Linked DNA regions of Homo sapiens: region 1 is linked to region 2. Evidence: chromatin contacts called from ENCODE Hi-C or POLR2A ChIA-PET data. All regions are on one chromosome and are shown on one strand. The core of a region is the stretch at or near the end of the contact, and the rest is flanking DNA. Distances in the headings are between cores, read along the strand shown. Region 1 overlaps ERC2 (ELKS/RAB6-interacting/CAST family member 2). Region 2 overlaps ERC2 (ELKS/RAB6-interacting/CAST family member 2).

Region 1 (5,627 bases), core at 1,305-3,804, 34 kb before region 2:
ACTTTTGTATTCCTTTCACTTCTGTTTCTTTACAGGCACATACCTCTGATACTTTTACTTCGCTTCTTTTTAAAAATAATCTTGCTTGCAGATTTGTGCAGTTTTGAGAGAGGGCCTCAATTGGGAATCAGTTAAATTTTGATTTGGTTCTTTTTCTATGGAGGCCAGTTCTAAAAAATATAAGAAAATTACCACCTTTCCTTTTTTGGTGTCTTGGAGCCAATCTCCCCAACTCTTTTTCTTCACCCTTGAAAAAAGGACTGACATCAAAATAATTAATTCTGAAATCACTGGATTTGCCTGCTACTAAGGGGTTTTTGAAGAAAGCTTAAAACTAAATCTTACCCCGTAAGCCGTATTCTCAAATGCTCCCCTGTGTGCTGAAGTAGTGATACACACATCCTTGATGAACATGCCTTTTTAAAATGAGGGCCAGACATTATTGTTTAGTTAAAATGAGAACCAGCTTATTTCTCAGAACTAGTTAGACTATTTTTGAGATCAGAGATAAATTGTACTTGGTTTTCTTTTCCTTTTCCTACCAGTTCTGGGCATTGCTTTTGGCCACCAGGAAACACATAGGTCAGCTAGAGCAGGAAGGCATTAAGACCAGGAGACTAGTCCCCTGGTTCTCTGTGATCCCCCTCCCATGGGGTTTGCAGAAAAAAAAGTCCCATGTCTAGGTAAACATTCTGGAGGCCATAACAAGTTGCATGTAATGTAATCTATTTAGGTAGAGCCTCTCTGCCCTGTGTTGTCCGAAAATCATAGGACTGTCTACAAGGATTAGTCTACAAGGATTAGTCGCAGATGTGGTAAAAAATGGGAGAAGGCAGAGGCTGCCCTGGAATGTGTTCAGGAGAGCCACCTACAAGGATGGAATCCTAGTCAAAATTGGATCTCAGCAGAGGTAGACCCGTCCTGTCCAGGAAAGTAAGAAGCACCTGAGTGGAGTGTTTAGCCAGACATTTCTTCTCCCCTCTGCTAGAAGCCACGGTTGTGCTTCCCATTTACACTTTCAGTGCTTCATGTGCAGATGACTTTTAATTACCCTTTATGGTTCAGGAGGTTAGCACAGTTAAACAGCAGTAGAGGAACCCCATGCAGTAGGGTTCCCATAGCCTCCTGTTGTGTTTGGATTACCTCCAGAAAAGCTTGATTTGATCCCAGCATTGTAATGCATCACAGACTTGGTCCAGATCAAATTGCTAAAATGCAAATGTATTGGTTTTTACAGCAGACCCACTTTGGGTTAAGCTGTTTGTGTCCCACCGGTAGAATCTAGCCACATCTCTATTTATTTTTGACTTCAGTGCAAAGTGTCTTTACAGTCTATTCTAGAGAACCCCTTTTAATAAAAAAAGAAATACTCAGATCTGGCAGGTTATTCTTATGGAGGTAAAGCCTGAACTGCTCAGTGTTACTGTAAACAATTTCCTCTTAATGTCCAAGCAATTGGGTAAGACACTCATCTGCTCTCTTAGCCTGGAAACATTCTTTATCCTAGGCAGCTGGTGCCTCAACCCCAGTACTCAGGGAATCCACTCAGTTTGCCCTTGCAACAAAAAATAGCACTCAGTGAATATGGAGGCAAAGTATTTTCTCTGATTTCATGCATTTTTCAAATCCCTATCAGAAGGGCATCTTCCCAGAGCATCAAGCTGACCTGATGGCCAACTGTGTGAGTCTCTCACTTGAGTGTCTTCCTTGGGTGAAAGCTCTGTTTTAAACATATTTTAGTTCATCTCCCTAAACATGCATGGAGCACTTATGGGCACTCTTTGGCTATAGGAGGTGTTGATTTTGTCCTTAAGCCTTGGAGTTTTATCATCTCTACTAGCAGTATCATAGATACTAGCTCATGAAAGATAAAATAGGACAAAGTGCTATTTTTTTTTGTTGCAGAGATGTTACTGAAGTTCAAAAACCTTTGCCTGCTGGAGGAATCAGAGAATGCTTTCTACATAAGTAGAAATTCCCATGAATTCTGTGATTGGCAATCTGTAGCCCACCTTTTGTGACAAATGCCTATTTAACCATGATACTTTCTCTTAGGGTTTTAAGGATCCCAGTACAAGTATTGCTAGTTTTAGGAGGAGTGGAGAAACTCACTCTTTGCTTTTTAAGTATTAGTTTAGAAAAACTTGAAAAGATCAACTTTACCATTGTGTTCCCTGGCTTTTAGAAATGCATAAAGGGGGAGGTGGCTCTGATTTTTAAATTTCAGAGTGATTTGCCAACTTTGCTTCAGTAACTTGAAGCACCCCACAGCACTGAGCAGTTGGCAGAGCATATCAGAATAACAGGCTTAGCTGAAGGTGACCAAAACAGGGAATAGCATGCAAATGCCAAGAAGATCTCTCACTGTGCTCTCTCTCTCTTTTTATTCAAATTTCACATCTGTGCTCTATTTTTAAACATTTATTCTTTAAGTGATAACGCATGTTTTACCAAGCCTCTTATTGGATTAGACATGTTTGAAATCCCTTCAACTTTAACCTGTTCATTACCGCCTCAGAGAACATTCAGATCCACCACCAAAGTAGAGTGTGTACAGGAGAAACTTCCCAAGATGTTGGCCACCAGGGAGCCATTAGGCTTTGTGGGGAGGAATCCAGCTGTTAGACTGTGTGGATTTTGGGAGTTATTAGACTGACATTGCTTCAGTGAGGCTTAGGAGTGGGTATAATGTGTGCAGAGACCTTGCTTTTCATCATTGTTTTTCTATTCACATTTTAGAATGTGAGGAACCAACAGTTTTTGAGCTCTTATTGTATACTTGGCATTGGGCTAGGGATTTTAAATATATTATCTCATTTAATCCTCATGACAACCCTAAAAACCAGATGTTAATAATTCTGTTTTACAGATGAGGAAACTTGGGTTCAGGAACTATGCAGAGATGCCACAGCTGGTAAGGGGTGGAACCAGAGCCCAAATGGGACTCACATTGAAGCTTTTCCATGCTCTTCCCAGGAGCTATCCCTGAATTGGTGCAATACTTCAGTTAGGTCTTAGCCCCTGTAAACTTGAGGCTAAAAAGCAGAATAAAGAAGGCTTTATTCTGTGACCCTGAGCAACCACTCCCCACCCCTCCTGACCCTTCTCGCCTGGCCCCTGCTGGCTCCCGCCATGACCTGAGGCCACCATGTGCAGGCTGGGAAGGGCGACTTATCTCTTCCTGCATCACCAGACATCACCGGTTGCCACTAGGGGAGAAGGCTGCAGGCTCAATCAAGTGTGCTGTCATTTTGGTTTTCTTGCAAGAAATGTTGGCACTTACCTCCTGCAGCCTTTGTGTTTCATTCTCAAGGTATCTGTTGGAAAGCCTTTTTCTCTTTAGTTTTACATTTTCTTTTTCATCATTTAACATATAAAACCAGGTTTTTCCTGGTCCCTTTCTCTCTCTCCCTCCGTTCCTTCCTCTCATCATATAATTAAAAGTCCTTTCAGCCTGTCTTCACCTTATCATTTCAAATACATTGAAAAAAGATCCCACTTCCTGCCCTTGTGTCCTCCTGATGCTGGATTTCAAAATGAAAGAAAAGCCCCTTTTCACTTCCTTTTTGCTTCATACTGCCCCTTGAAAAGCTGTGTTAAAGTGATATTGATTTTGTCATTGATCACCATTGTGGTGCACACCAGGTCTGTCCTTTCCTGGCTTCAGAACTTCTTCTTTTTCAGCTTTTTCAAATAATAGTATCAGGATTTTTTTCCTGAAAATTAAGGAAAAGGATTTTTCACCCTCTCCTCTCATGATTACAGGAAGACATTTATCAGACTTGGAATTTAAAATTTCCAGTAGTTTGCCTTTAATCTTTCTCAACTTTATATTCTTTTGGGGAAGATGTCACTTTCTTCTTTTGATTCTCTGCAACACACTAAAAGTTCCAGAATCTCCCTTGTTTATTGTTTTTTTTCAATGTTACCCCTTAATAATGCACTAGATTAAAAGGTAATAAGGATTTGATTTTGTAGCATTCTTTCTATGTAAATGAGCTTTTCCATAGTTGAAAGCATAGAGATACATCTTTTATCATAGAAATAATATTTGCTCATAATAGAAACTTCAAAAAATGTAAATAAAAAACTAAAGTTACCCATAATCCCACTACTCAGAAATAACTGTCACTAAGATTTATAGTTTCCTACATTCCATTGTCTACATATATATTTGAACAAAGACATGACATACTACATAATAAAGTTTGTTTAGCCTTTTAAACATTTAATATTTTGTGCATTTTCCCATGTCCTTAAAAGCCTTCGAAAACATATTTCTTGGTTTATGATTTCCATCATTTTGCAGTCATTAATTTTACCATTCTGTTTTGGGGATTTTGATTTGTTTCTAGCTTTTCACTTTTATAATCACACTGTGATGAACATCTTAGTACATAAGTCTTTTATTTTTTATGTTATTTTCTTTAGGATTAATGCCCAAGAGTTGAATTATTAGACTTGTGGGTAGTTTTAAGATTTTAGAGCATTAAGAAATGGCCGTCTCCTACAGTGGACTTGACATTCGTAAATATTTAAATAAATGTCAACTGTTCGTGTTAAATTTTTCAGGCTACATTCTGAAAACATGCCACTCATAGATTTGGGGCAGAATCCTACTACAGGAAGTGCAAGTGATCAGTAAACAGAGACAACAAGAGGCAGAGAGAGATTTTCAAAACTTAGGTGGGCATGGAAAGAAGTAGGCAGTTTATCCAGCAAATATTTGTTGAGCATGTACTACGTTCCAGATACTATCTGGACACCGGAGACACAACAGTGAACAAAACAGACAATTCCCTGCCCCAACTATTCCAGTGAAGAAACAAGAAACAAAATAAAGACATCAAATGTAGGGCATGTTGCACGATAATAAATACTATGGGAAAAACCAAAGATGATGCTCTATGAGGGATTTGGGGAGCTGATTTTGAATAGGGTGTTCCACAGATACCCTGCCCGGGAAAGCACTAGAGTTTTCCAGCCAAGTGGGGGGTGAGCCATGTGGAAGCCCTGTGCATGGAGGGGAGACCTCAGTGAGGACAAACTGCAGCCAGGAAAGTTGGAATCTGTTCCTCTGGGCCAGCTCCCCACGTGCAGTTGCTAAGTTGACAAGGTGGGGGAGCCAGAACCCCACAACACTAGTGTTTAGATGACATTATTATTTTTTTTTAATATGCATACAACAACCCAACCCCATTCTCTTATCTCTGCCCTGATATAGCCACTGAGACATGACCCCGTTGGGCACAACCAAAAAATCTTCATTCAAATGATCTTTGACACAGCCTGGGAATGGAATTGGGCAAAAAGACTATAACTTTAGATCAGATAGAGAGGTGGTCATCCCAGAAAACAGTGAAAACCCACAAGAATGGCAACTCAGAAGGTCTAAATCCAAGGCTGTTCTTACGCCCCAGAAACTACAATTAACTGATTATCTTGCAGCTGGCTTATTTCCTCTTTCTCATGGCCCAGCACTCCTAGAATTACAAACACAGCTCAGAAGCCAACCAGAAAGGTGGCTCTGGGCCACCTTGGGTGTGATGAAGCCACTTAGGGTGCTGGGGTAGGAAGGAGGTATGTGGATCACAAAGCCAGGCAGAGTTTCTGTTGTCAGTCTTCCT
Region 2 (5,381 bases), core at 347-2,846:
GAGGGGAATTTCCAGCCATCCCTGCAATTATGTCCTCATCGATGTTGTGGCTGGAGGCAGGTGACAGCTCCAGGCCCATGTGTTTCCTGGCCCTAGTTCTTTTTTCATAAAACCCACCTGCTTTTGTCCTCCTTCTGCATTTTATGCTTAGTCCACAAGAAGTTGGTGGGGCCTCACAGTCCAACAGAAGAATGAAGCAGTCACAGCAGCCCCTCCTGGGGCACCAGCTTGAGGCCGTGGGATCCCGTACTCCCACTGAGCCCCTCTCTGTGAATGCAGGGCCAGCTTTTCTGATTGATGCTCTGCTTCCCTTGCACTTTCACCAACAGATTAGTCAATGTGCAGCCCTTTGAACTCTGACAGACAGGCAAGGGGTCCAACCTGCTCTGTTGCCCCCAGAAGATGAATTCTGTATATAGAGTTGTTATTCCTAGCTTTTGCTTAGGGAGGAATAAAAAGAATTTATTTTATGTTTTGAGGTTAAATGAATGTGGGATAAATGTATACATAGCATCCTGTGTGTATATATGTATGTATTGCTCTATGTCAGATGAACTGACGACTTTTCCACATATGGAAGAATTTCACAAGATCATGTTTAGCTAGAAACTTCTCTCCCTAACTTCCTCTGAGTGCATGTTTGAATATACGTTATATATACATATATATGTATGTGTGCACATAAATATATCTTCATGTTTCCTTCACTGAAGAAAAATTAACACCGTATATCAGGGCTTACTAAAGTATAGTTATGGAACATACAAAAAACCAGGAATCTTTAGTTCCCCATGATAGTAACCTGATAAGAAAAGTTACATGTTTTAGGCTTTTAATATCAGTTTCCAACCAAGCTAGTATGTCTAAAGCTTGCCCAGATAAGAGACAGTATATATATATATATATATATATATATATTTTTTTTTTTTTTTTTTTTTTTTTTTTTTGCATTGCAAATCTAATGTCATGGCCCACTTCTTGGAAGGAGCCTTGAGTTTTGTTTCACGTGGGGATGAAGCCTTCAGATTCAACAACCCATGAAGAAACCTCTTATTGGTGCTGATGTGTATTGCATGGGAGAAGGGTTCAGAAGTTTTGACCGTTGCCACTCCTGGGCCAGTCCTTTCAGAACTGTAGCCAAGGATATCCTGGCATGCATTTTGAAATAGCTCTTGAGAGCCACTTGCCTCTTTCCCAATACTTCTTTTCTCACAAGTAGATTGGAGGATACTGTGTTTAGCAGGTTAAGAAATAGAAAGATATCGCAGATGTCTCTTTTTTCTTTATCCCTCAGAGACTACTAAAAATCCCCAAAACTACTAGAAAGTGAGCCAGACGGCATATGTGATTTCCCACCCTTGGGAAATAAAAGGGGCAGTTTATTTGTTTGCTTGTTTTTAAGAGCAGAAGCTGTAGAGTAACCCTGCAGTGGCTCTCTGTGAGGCCACAGGTAAAGAAGGAAATGGGGACAAATGTCTGAACTGTTGTTGTGGGAGGTATTTAACTGCCTCCTTCCTCTACCAGCAGTTACATGCTCACCCAACCATTAAGAGCTACAGGAGAGGGAGGGAGGCGGAGTTACGCAGCAGTTGGGAAGCTGGCTTTGCAGATGAGCAGGTTATTGTCAAAGCCCTTTAATCTGGGTGCGATGCTAATTCCCTGCATGTGAGCACATGAGGGCATGATTAATAAGCCCTGCCAGGTAGGGTCTTCACTGAGTATGGGAAAAATGCAGAGCTGCTTAATGCATCAGGATCCTCCTGTTAGAAAAGGATTTTTCCTTAAAGGAGGTTTGAGCCTACTGAAGATTTCATTCAGTCTTATGCTATTTGGGGTAGAGTGTTTTTTTTTTCTTTTACTGATTTGTCTAGGTTTTACACCTTGTTTGCAGTATTAGGGTTACATTAAGAGATTTGTTGCAGTATCCTTTGAGTCAACAGGGGTTTTTCAGACATAGCCTGCACTCTCCAGCTTACAGATGCAACGCATCTTGGCAACATTGGAGGGTTGATTTCTTTTCAACTTGCTGCTTTAATCCAGTCGCATTTGTCTAAGAGGCAGCACTTTAGCTCCCCCATTGAGAGGGGGTGGCCAACCTTGAAATGTCGGGAAGCAGGGAAATCCATTTTATATTGCTAAACACCATTGCCTCTCTTTTTTTCTATAACTGATGTAATAGGGATCATGTTTGACTTACAACACTCCAGGCACTTGCAGCACTCCAAAGATAAGGGACCAGCAGAGGAAAGGGAGTAGGAAGCATCCTTTAAACATACCCTGCACACACTCACAAAGTCTGTTATTGCAGGAAACCACCTTACAGACCAATAGCATTTTAAAAATTCGGATTTGGGCATCCATCTATTAATGATCTTAATAATGTCAATTTTGAACAGCCCAGAGACTCTAAAATATTTAAGAATCATTTTGTACCCCATCAGATCCTTTTTAGACACACCATTTTGCCTTCAGCTTTAGTGTAATATCAAATAATTTGTTTTACTAGTAATCAACTCTTAATGCTACCAACAGGGATGATATGTCTAGTTATATTGGTCTAAGTCTGTAACATCCACAAAGTGGTTTAATTTACATTCTTGGGTTTAATTTGCACAGCAAACCTATGAAGCATCAGGGCCAGGATATGGTAGTCCCATTTTCTTTTCTTTTCTTTTTTTTTTCTTTTTTTTTTTTGAGACGGAGTCTCGCTCTTGTTGCCCAGGCTGGAGTGAGTGCAATGGCGCGATCTCGGCTCACCGCAACCTCCATCTCCCAGGTTCAAGCGATTCTCCTGCCTCAGCCTCCCCTCATTTTCTTTTTTAAGCAGCTGAGGAAATGAAGAGTCAAAAGGAAATTTGATTGCCTACCATGAAGGAAATGGCAGAACCAGAGTCATGTTAAAAACACAATTTTCACTTTGTTTAACAAAGCCAAGTGTTAATGACTGATCGATGAAGGAGCGAAAATAAAGCCTGTCTTCACTCCCACCCTTTTTTATGGTTATCTGGCAATGGTTCCGCTTTTAGCAGATGTTGATTTTAAGCTCCCAAACAATATTGTTGGCCGACATAGAGGCTTCGACCATTCTCATCTTCAGCTGGGTATCTGATGTCCTTGAGCTGAATGAACTGGCACAGTGCACCAAAGACTAGTTTGTCACAGCTATTTTGCTTGAAGGAAATAGAAAACTAGTTTCTTCAATTTGCCCTATAATGACGATGCAAAAAAAAAAAATTGAGGAAGCACTTAAAGATGTTATATTAGAAGTGGAGGAAAAGGCCACCCAAACTTCTATAACGTTCTTGATGGCTTGACAAAGTGGTCTCAGGTGGCTGCCCTGCCTCAGCGTGTCCTAGTGAGGTGAACTTGCTGAGAAGAACCAATCCAGGCTGCACAGATTCTCCAGTACCTGCCTCTCCCTTGAGAGACACCCCAGTGTGTCTTTTAAAATATGGACATCTCCTACTGTGATCCCCCTCAGCCAATGAAGTTTCGCTTTCACCACTGGGGTGTAGAAGAATAAACCAGAGATGTGGCTCGTGCGATAGAAGAGGGGAAGAGTCATTCTGAGAAGACACAAGTCAACACAATCTTGGCAATCGTAAGGAACTCTGGGAATCCAGGAAGCATATTCCTTCAGAGGAATCCAGTCATTCAAAACAGTGAGAACTGAGCCTTCCATAATTACTCATTTAGAAATATCTAAGTTCCCACATCTGAGAATCATGGCACAGTATGAAGGAGGTGAAGGTGCTGCCTTTCCCCTCAGAGATCTTAAAATGTGTTGGGGTGCTGCTGATATGTCCACGTAAATAGCTTCCACTTGCATATGAAGACCCCTTTCTTCCAAGAGCCAGAGGGACCCAACTAAATTGTAGCTTCTAGTTCCAACCATGGTCTTCAACAGCTTGGAAAGAAGGCAGGACCAAGTTCAACGTACTCTAGAGCTGAGCTAAGCAGAACCAACAAATGTCTTCTGGGGTCAAAGTGAACTCTTCTTTTTGTGGCTTCTCGGCTCATATGGTGGAGTCAGAAGGGTGTACTTTTGTGGTTAGACAGGCTGGAATTTGACCCTGGCTCCCCAGCTGCTGGCCAGGTGTCCTTTGGTGAGCTACCTGACCTCCCTCCCTGAGCCTTCCTTTCCATATCTGCACAAAGAACCTCCTGACACCTGTGTCACTGGGCCTTGGTGAGCCTCAGGGAGGAAACACAGAAGCCGTCAGCACTCTTTCTAACCTGGAGGAGGTGCAAATACATACTGGCTCTTTTCTATCCCAGCTCAGAAATAAGCTAACGCTTATTTTTAAAAGAGCAGGAAGCAGATTTCTGAACCTGGCTAGGACTTTCCTGTTTTGGCGGGGGATCTTACCTGCAAATGGGCCCCAGAGATTATAATAAATACAAGTCATGTAAGAGTTTATAGCCATACCTGACCCCATCACCTGAACAGAGACATTCATCCATGGACTAAGCATTCCAGGAAGCAGGAGAAATAAAAGACAGAATGAATGGTCTCCAGAGGGAAGGTTTGGACTTGACCTTAGCAGAAAACCTACTAGTACCCTGATGAGGCTCGGTGCCCCACATTTGCAGGCTCATGCCTAAGCCTATTGTTTTCCTTTACAGATGTGTCTGTTTTTCCCGGCTCTGGCCAAGCCTGCAGTTGGAAATGCTAACAGCATCTGCTTTGGTTGAGCCCAGGCTCAGGGCACATCATAAATTCCACACTGTGATCTTGCTTTCATGACTTGTGCAGCCAAACGTTGCAAAGTCCTGGGGCTTGAAGTTTCAGAAGCTTTAGAGAAGCCATGAATGAATTAGGGGTGGAGGCGAGTCTGAAGACTGCCCACACCAGACCTAGTTATAACCAGGATCATCTCCTTGCACCCCTTCCAGCAAGGTAGCCAGGTGGACCTTCCAGGCAGAGACCGTGGCTGAGTTCCCACAAAGGCAGTAGGCTATTTGAAAGTGATACTTCGCTGGTTCTACTTGCTTTCCTTTCTAGGACAGGAGTGACAGTAAGATCCCCATTAGGAACTTAATTCTTTGATTTCAAGAAAAAAAGCCAGCTATCAACTCAAAGAGAATTTCAGGTGTTTTAAAAAAAAAAAAAATCCGGTGGTGGCCTCAGGTTTGCCTGCTGGCTATACCTAATACTTCAAAATAGAGACCAATTAAAGGTTTACACTGGGCCATTCATTTATCATGTCAGATTATAGAGTTTCTTCTCAGAGCCTCTTTGCTGGAGCTAATAAATGCCCCCCCACAACAACAAGTCTCTTGTCTTGTCAACGATGACTCAGTCCCTTTGCCTTTAGAGCTTGTCATCAACATAGCCGCTGTGAGCAGCCCATCGGTGAGGAATTTTGTTTTATCTCAAT

What was found. Hi-C counts contacts between places; a loop is a spot of excess contacts on that map. ChIA-PET counts read pairs that join two places held with the same protein, here RNA polymerase II (POLR2A). Pooled maps may share reads with other maps.
Region 1: a map of OCI-LY7 shows a loop between it and region 2 (2.8-fold over the local background). The contact joins two enhancer-like sites. A Hi-C loop is called at or near these places in 4 of 168 maps with a recorded cell type or tissue (CD8-positive, alpha-beta T cell, IMR-90, OCI-LY7 and 1 more), 2 of 37 single-sample maps with no recorded cell type and 1 of 50 pooled maps. POLR2A ChIA-PET finds 5 or more read pairs at or near these places in 3 of 52 experiments (H1, MCF 10A and OCI-LY7).

What each region holds. Positions count from the first base shown.
Region 1 is chr3:55,721,783-55,727,409 of GRCh38, reverse strand. The region is part of intron 15 of ERC2 (ELKS/RAB6-interacting/CAST family member 2); the gene reads left to right. Among named protein-coding and RNA genes, the nearest start is that of ERC2-IT1, 65 kb to the right of the region's middle. Within about 2 kb of position 2,554, at least 2 of the 41 ENCODE cell types and tissues checked have a DNase peak (open chromatin) inside an H3K27ac peak, as active enhancers do; they include OCI-LY7, where a contact is called at or near this core.
Region 2 is chr3:55,687,111-55,692,491 of GRCh38, reverse strand. The region is part of intron 16 of ERC2 (ELKS/RAB6-interacting/CAST family member 2); the gene reads left to right. Among named protein-coding and RNA genes, the nearest start is that of ERC2-IT1, 30 kb to the right of the region's middle. Within about 2 kb of position 1,596, at least 2 of the 41 ENCODE cell types and tissues checked have a DNase peak (open chromatin) inside an H3K27ac peak, as active enhancers do; they include OCI-LY7, where a contact is called at or near this core.